Linked DNA regions of Homo sapiens: region 1 is linked to region 2. A link is an interaction called in ENCODE POLR2A ChIA-PET data of the cell type or tissue named here. Cell type or tissue: OCI-LY7. All regions are shown on one strand.

What was found. ChIA-PET counts read pairs that join two places held together with the same protein. Peaks named below come from ENCODE experiments on the same cell type or tissue, not always from the same donor. Only the 100,000 strongest peaks of a DNase experiment are listed, where the experiment ranks them.
Region 1: POLR2A ChIA-PET joins it to region 2 with 8 read pairs; 2 of 35 experiments call an interaction of 5 or more read pairs at or near these places.

The regions. Positions count from the first base shown.
Region 1 is chr6:72,928,517-72,932,516 of GRCh38, reverse strand. All of the region lies in intron 1 of KCNQ5 (potassium voltage-gated channel subfamily Q member 5), which reads right to left. It overlaps LOC124901340 (a long non-coding RNA gene), which reads right to left. Exons shown (of 2, transcript XR_007059642.1): 2 at 1,190-4,000. Among named protein-coding and RNA genes, the nearest start is that of MIR4282, 37 kb to the left of the region's middle. In OCI-LY7, no CTCF peak of the experiment used is centred here; no DNase peak of the experiment used is centred here.
Region 2 is chr6:72,627,213-72,631,212 of GRCh38, reverse strand. The region is part of intron 1 of KCNQ5 (potassium voltage-gated channel subfamily Q member 5); the gene reads right to left. KCNQ5-IT1 (KCNQ5 intronic transcript 1) reads right to left here and starts at 718. Exons shown (of 4, transcript NR_120503.1): 1 at 622-718. In OCI-LY7, no CTCF peak of the experiment used is centred here; no DNase peak of the experiment used is centred here.

The sequences.
Region 1 (4,000 bases), 300 kb before region 2:
TTTATTTTTGTCAAAGTGATACATGCATATCATTGAGAGAGGCACATAGTTTCCTGCTCCCAAGTCAACTGCTTTCAGGTCTAACTGATTTAAAAAAGAAAATCTAAATAAGATGCCTATTTGCTGCTTCTCAGTTATTCAGGCTTAGGCCTCATCTATTGTCTTCCTATTAGGAAGATGAGGATGTAGCTCCCTTTCTCCTTATTTCCCTGCCACGCTCATCACACACATGCACACACACACGCACACACGCACACACACACAAACACACATATTTTCCATGTCCCAGCTCTCACTCACCCGACAGATTTATAATTCATATTCAATGTTTCTATTATTAAGACCTTGTAAACTCCATCCTCAGATAAGCCAGCTACTGAGAAGAGTAGATGCTAATTGGAAGCTCTGTTAGCTAGATGGGCTTTAGGGCAATCTGGCTGGGTCTTTTCATGAGGAACTCCCCACATCCCCTCTGCCCTTATTTCTATGCAGTCAGGTGTTTATTCTTGGGCTGCAGATTCCTGAGAGAAGGCTCTTCCAGTGCCTGGTGGGTTTTTGGGAGTCAAGTGAGGGAGAGCTTACCTGTAATGTATTAACTTTCATTTTACCTGCCTGTTTTCAGTCCAGTATTCCTCCCTCAACTCTAGCCTTTGGGGACTACAATCTGGAAGCTCTCTCTGGCAGGCCTTCCAGAGAATCGTCCTCCAATTTTTGCCAAAGTGTGAGGCAAAGTGTGAGGCAATTACCTCGCATGCAGAGTTGGGAAGGGGCCCTGGGTGTCTAAATGCCTCTTAAGGAAATTTACAAGAAGGCTTTTGTTTTAGCCTCACTTCGCTTCCACTTCCAGAGGTGCCTGGAGCCACTAGTTCCTCGCCTTTTGGTCTGCAATATAAATCAGGTTTCTTGGCTTTCCCACCTGCTGACTTAGGATTTAACTTTCTAGGTTCTGCTAAGTCAGTTACCACTTGTCCATATGCTTTCCAGGGTTGTTTGTGTTCTCTTTTATTTCTTGTGTCCTAGTGATTTAGGATCTTTAAAAGACCTCTTTATATTCATTTTGATGTGGTTTCAGAAGGGGCTCAGAGGCTAATGTATGTGTTCAACCCACCATCATTAACCAGATATCCTGAAATTTGATTCTTAAAAAAGTGATTCAAATTAATAGTCAAGAAAAATATAAGTTTTCATATGAGGTATTCTAGTAGTAATTTATTATCATACTATATTGGCCAACATGCTACAGATTCAGAGAGACAAATGATGTAATAAAAAAGTAAACTTTAGTTTCAATAAAATAGAATTCTATTATTTTTTAGAAGAAGTTCTTTGTCTATATAAATCATCTCTTTAAACACAAACTTTAGTATCCAGTTAAAGTGGGCAATAAAAGACATCAGGCATGACAGAGTCTGTATGCTTTTATACAAGGACCAGACAAATATCTAATTATATGAAACTGTAGCTCAATTCTGCTGTAATAAAAGTAAACCATAGTCAATGATGGCCCAGTAAACTATAGAAAGCAGAGGTCAGCCAACAAACGTAAAAGTTCAATGTCCCTATTACTTTAAGTATGACTAACAGTGATTAAAATAGGAATTACATGATCATTGATTCCCAAGTGTCTTTTCTAATGTATTAAGACACAGGACAGCTTGAGATAGCAGATTTAATTTAAACAAGTAAACCAATGGTTTACTCGTTCATTTATTGCCTTCAATCACTTCCACAGCTGGTGCGAACATTTGTTAAGTTTTAAATGAACAGAAGCCAAAGTGTGTTGCAGTAATTAACTTATGAAAGCAATTAATGTAAGCAACATATGCATGCACATTATCACGCAGTAGTGCATATGGTTAATTAAAGTTTAACATAAATTAGATCTATTTAACCTTATTTCAAGGACCATTTGAGCGGTTTTTTTTTTTTTTTTTTTTGGTAAAATGTCCATATGTCTTAACTCAGGTGATTAACTTCATCATGTTAATGACCTCAAAAAATTAGCTAAATCCTCTTGGTTTATTACTTAGTTAACAGCAAACATGGCACAAATGGTCTGTTTGTTTTCAACATGATTTAGAAAGCCAAGACTGGCTAAAATGCACAAAAGCCAAATGAAGGATCAGTCTTTCTGGAATTAAGAGGTATGTTTTACATTTAAAGAAAAACTTCCTTTGAAGTTTTAAGATAATAAGACATAGTTGCTCCTTTCAGATGAACTTGCTTTTAAAAAATATTTAATACGTTAGTGGATATCTTTTTCTCTAGGTTTATTTATGAAATCCTTCACAATGAATTAACAATGTGGCAAATATGTGTTAAGCTCCTACTCCACATAAGGAACACTGTTCAGCTCTATGATGAGACAAAGGCAGACTTTTTTTTTTATTAAATATGACCTCTGCAAAGATGACTTAAGAAAGCTTAAAAAATGGTCATTCATAAAGTGGGACAAACACTAAACAATAACATCAAATGTAAGAAAAGGAGGAGAGCACAAATAGTTACCAGTTACTAGGAATGAGCATCAAATCTTACACTAAGCTTCCTGACAGTTATGGAATAAAGAAAAGTTAAATTATGTAAGTTTCATCTAAACAAAAAATGAATAAAATGCAGTCCTTGTTCTTGATATTTCCTGTCATAAGACTGTGTTTAATATTAACAAATATCTACCTAATGGGCTTTTTGATATTCTTTATTAATTTCATCAACAATTATATCTAACAAATTGTATACGTTTTAAATTATCCTGGGTAAAATGAGCATTTTTCATGTTCTGGATTTTGCATGTTCTTATCTTGGACCATTTTCTTCTATCCAATAGTTTAATAAAACTTCTGGTTCAAACTAGAGTACTTTATGTACTCCATTGTACTTTATGTACTTTATGTACATTGTACTTTATATACTCCATTGTACTTTATGTACTTTATGTATTCCATTGGCACAACTGCAAGCTTATAAATTGACAATTTTGCAGTTTAAAGCCACATGAAACACATGAAGTTGGTTCTGCAATTCCAAAGACAAGGTTCTTAATTAATATATTTAGGATTTTAATGGATAAGAGACTGTGCCAGATATTTCCATGTGCCCAGACAACTGAGAGTGCACTTTTTGGCAGTCACTTTATGTGCCTGTGGGAGGTTTAGGGAGTGGGCAGTTCATTGTCCATTTGGTCTTATTCCACCGAACTTTAATTTTTTTCTGTTGGTTAACTGACAAGCTTTCAACTCCTCTCTTCATCCACATCAACATGGCATTCAATCAGTAGTCACTTTCAGATCAATCCTACAAATATAAAAGGGATCTTAGTTTCAGTACCACATTTTACAAATCAAACTTCTTAATGCATTGAGAAATTAAAGGACTGGTTTATGGTTTTACAGCTAGTTATGAGGAACCTCTGTTATGGGTCAGCATTTATGAGGTTAGGATTTTAAAATATGGTTTATAGGACTGATTAATTATATAATCATAGTGATCTCTCTATACTTCTATACGCATGACTTAAGGAATTGGAGCTAGCCTTAGGATGCTTTGTGAGTCTTTAAATACAGGGACCAAGTCTTACTTATCTTTATATCTCTAACACCCAGCAGAGTGCCTGGCACAGAATGTTTAATAAATCCTGGGTGGTTGAGTGAAGAATTAATGAATAAAAAATAAAGAGCTTATGGGCACCTGCAGAGTAGAGAACTGTGCTAGGTATATTAGCATTTATTCTAATGTCTAATTTCCATAGGAATTAGACTAAGAATTACTTTTCCTCATAGATATACATAGAGACATATTAGAGTCTACTCCATACCTATATCTATATCTCTGTCTACTTCTATCTATCTATGTAGCTAGCTAGCTAGAGATTTGTTTTTCTAAAATAAGGCTTATTTAAAGAAAGAAAAGAAAATTTCCCATGCTACCACAGATCCAAAATCTATGGGGCCTTCTGCTTACAATCTCCCATACTAAAAGTAATTTAAGTGAATTTTCTTTA
Region 2 (4,000 bases):
GCTAAACTCATTTTATCACCCCTGCAATTCGCCAACCTGTTGTTCCACCTCTATTGATTTCAGTTAATAGCACCACTATTTACCCAAGCACCCAATCCAATAATCTGGAAATAACAAATCTGTATCTCTTAATCTTCCACATTCAATCATTCACTAATACATTTCAACTCTATTGTCACACCTTTCCCCCATCCTTCCTACCACTGCCCCAGTCTAAGTCCTAATTATCTCTTGCTTAAGTTGGAACAACAGTTTTAAAATTTATCCTCTACCTCCAGTTTTGTCTCCCTCAAGCCATCACTGATAGAGCTAGTAGAATCACCAATCTAAAATGGAAATCCAATGACATTATTATTTGCCTAAATCCTATCTTCCTCAAAGATTGCCCATCACATATAGGATAAAATCCTAGACCTTTATCATATAAATACAGCCTTCCAGCACATTGTCTCTATTTTTCCCTCTAGTTTCAGCGAGAGCCACCATGCTAACTGTTAATATGTATATATTAAACATTATGTACACATATACTATACATATAACACCTTGAAGTAATATTTTATTTCTATTTTATAGATTAAGAAACTGGTACTGATATTTTATAGATTAAGAAACTGGTACCTGTATAGGAAAAGTAAAGTTGATCATTAAATCTAAATCTGTCATATTCTCCAATGGATTTCTTTGAGGTCAGGTCCACATCGTTCCTTTCTTTGAACCACCAGCATCTAGCACATTACCTGGCATACATAATGGCTGTTAAGCAAATGTTAAACTAAATTGACTGTTCAAAAAGAGAAATGATGGATTATAACATTATAATTAGATTATCCAGCCACTGACTGAAGAAGGAATAGGGATTCTAGAATTACCTCACAGGTACAATAAATGAGAACAATGACCACTATGACTGAGTTTGTAAAAGGTGTATATCTCTTCATCATGTAAAAATTTAATTATCTTTCAAATTAAGAGATAAGCTCTATATTATCAAGAGTAAATTTAATGTTCTTTTTATTTCTAAATTGCATTTTATTCAAGTGTTTTTTACTTTTAGAGGATCAAAACAAAGGGAAATAGAAATATTTACACTAACACAAATTCTCTGCTAAAAGATAACAGTATGTATGTGCTTATGTTGCATGTGTATTTGTATGAGTATGAAATATATATGCACAATACACAAATGTATATGATGAAAAACTTCAAGCTATTTTTAAGTTTAGAAATTGATGACTTTAATAACATTTGGGAAGCTCACTCTTCAGACACACTGATTGCAAAGGATTAAAAGATCACCTGAAACTCTGAGACCATCAAAGAATTTCTTTAATTATGAAAAAAAGTGCAGATGTGTGGCCAATCTTTCTCCCAGGTTGCAACCAAATAAAACTTCAAATAACGCACTCATAAATGGCTGAAGAAAAAGGAAATTAAAATGAAAACACATACATATTAAAGATAACTATGAGCTGTGACTGTTCAACAATTGGGCTTCAAGTAGTTTCACACCATTGGGCTAGGATAAAACATGCTCTGCTGGCATTTTCATCTGCCAAAATAGCCATTTGCAATTAAAAATTAAAACTGGCGCTACTTCTTTGCAAGCAATTTTCAGAAGGCTGCTGGCTATCTTTCTTGTTTATAGTGTTTTTTTGTATCAGTCCTTCGTTTCATTTTGAAATACCCTTTTCATTTCTTTCCTTTTAGGCTATCATATTCCCAGTACTAATATTGTAACACTTTTCAACATTTCTAATTGTAATATGGTCTTCAAGTACAATAGCATTGTTTAGATTTCTAAAGACTGATTAGAAGAGTATGAAACATTTTATATATCAGCACAGTATAAAGCAGTATAACTTCTACAAGGCCTCTGTAGACTTAAGAGAAATCAGTGATTTTTTAAAGGAATGCAGGAGCAAAAAGAATATGTAAACATCAGTCTCTACAGACATAAACTTAATTCAGAATAGAATATATATGTAGGTAGTAAAGTAATTCATTAGGTCTAATTGAGTCTGACACATAGAATGGCCAACAGAGTAAAATTCCATCTGCCACAAGGGAACTAATAGTGTATTTTGGAGATCTGGGGTGTCAGTAAATGAATCAGTATGTATGCATGGAGCATCTTTTATGTGACAGGCAGTGTTCTGGGTGCTGGTGATATAATAATAAGACAGAAACCCCTGCCTTTAAAGAATTGGGGTTGAGGGGAGAGACAAGCAATAAACAGATCCTCCTCCAAGCAGAGGAGGAGTGATGTGTTCTGTTAAGTCTTTAGGAAGATCACTTTGGGCCAGGTGTGGTGGCTCATGCCTGTAATCCCAGCACTTTGGGAGGCTGAGGTGGGCAGACCACTTGAGGTCAGGAGAATGAGACCAGCCTGGCCAACATAGCGAAACCCCATCTCTACTAAAAATACAAAAACAATTAGCCAGGTATGGTGGCGCACGTCTGTAATCCCAGCTACTCAGGAGGCTGAGGCAGCAAAATCGCTTGAACTTGGGAAGCTGAGGTTGGAGTGAGCTGAGATCACACCACTGCACTCCAGCCTGGGCAACGGAGTGAGGCTCCATCTCAAACTAACAAAAAGAAAGAAAGAAAGATAACTTTGGCTACTATGTAGCACAGAGACCTTGGGGATTTAGGAATTAAGTTAAAGCAACTAGTTAAGAGGCAACCCTCAAGCTCAGAGAAGAGGAAAGGAAATGATAAAAGGATCAGATTGCTTCTTATTCCAAATACTCTTTCTCTTTAATGATAGCATTTTAGACTCTCTACAGTATCCTCCACCATCTCGGATCACAGACACGATTGTGCCCATATCACAGATGAAGATTTGGAGACCCAGATGTGTGAAATGACTTACAGAATTAATTAGTGGCAAAGCTACAAGCAAAGCACTAATCTCCTACTTCTAGTCCCATATCTTTTTTCTTTTAAATGAATCGTCAGTATCTTACGTCTAAGAAAACTGAAAAGACTTGGTAGTTCTTTCAGCTTCGGCTCACCCTGAAGCTCCTCTGTGGAAGGCTTATAAGAAAAATTATTTACTTACTCAGTTAAGCATGCATTTATGGAGGGTCTACTAGACACAAGGCACCTTGTTAGGCACTTAATATTTAGAAATAAGTAGAAATTTCACTGTATGGAAGCTTGCTGTCATGTGGGAGAGACAGACCAAGTAGCCCACGATGACAGTACAATGGGGGAAGCACCATTATAATGACATTGGTAGAGTGCCATGGAACCTGAAAGAAGGGGCACCTAACTCATCCTGGCAGAGGGAAGGGAACTGTTTGGAAATATGCCCAAGAGGAAGTGATCTTTGAACTGTACTTTGAAGAAACATTAGGAGTTTAATAGCAAGGGTGCAAGATGTGGGGAGAAGCCAAGAGAACAGCATGAGCAAACACATGGTGGTGAGACACAGGGTGGAGCAGTGCAGTAAGGGTGGGGCTTAGAGTGCATATTAGAGGGGAGTAGCTATATAGTAGTCTATGCCCTGAGGGTCTTGTGTGAACTCTTCCAAGGAATCTGGAGTCTAACCTACACTACTGGGTCCATTTTCCCAAGTCTTAACCACTCCTCAGTCCACTTGAATCATATTTATGACTCTTAGCACTCCACTGAAGCTGCAGCAGCAAAGGCCACCAGTGGCCTCCTTCATAAGAAATCCAATGAAATCTTACCTAACTTTTCTAGTCCTTTCTGCAGCATTGGAAACTGCTGGCCATAACCTTTTTTCCGTATGCATCTTCCTTTGCTTTCATGAAAATAAGATCTCCCAGGCTTTCCCTCGGCCTTTGGGTTGCTGTAAAGCTTTTCCCAGGTTCTTCCATTGGCTCTTACTTTTTCATCCACTGCTTGGTGTTGGTGTTCCCCAGTCTCTAGCCTCCACTATGCCCTCACTCACTCTATATATTCTTTGGACTATCTCATTTTTTCTACTTATTGCTTTAATTACCACAAAACTGACAGAGGCTTTCAAAGC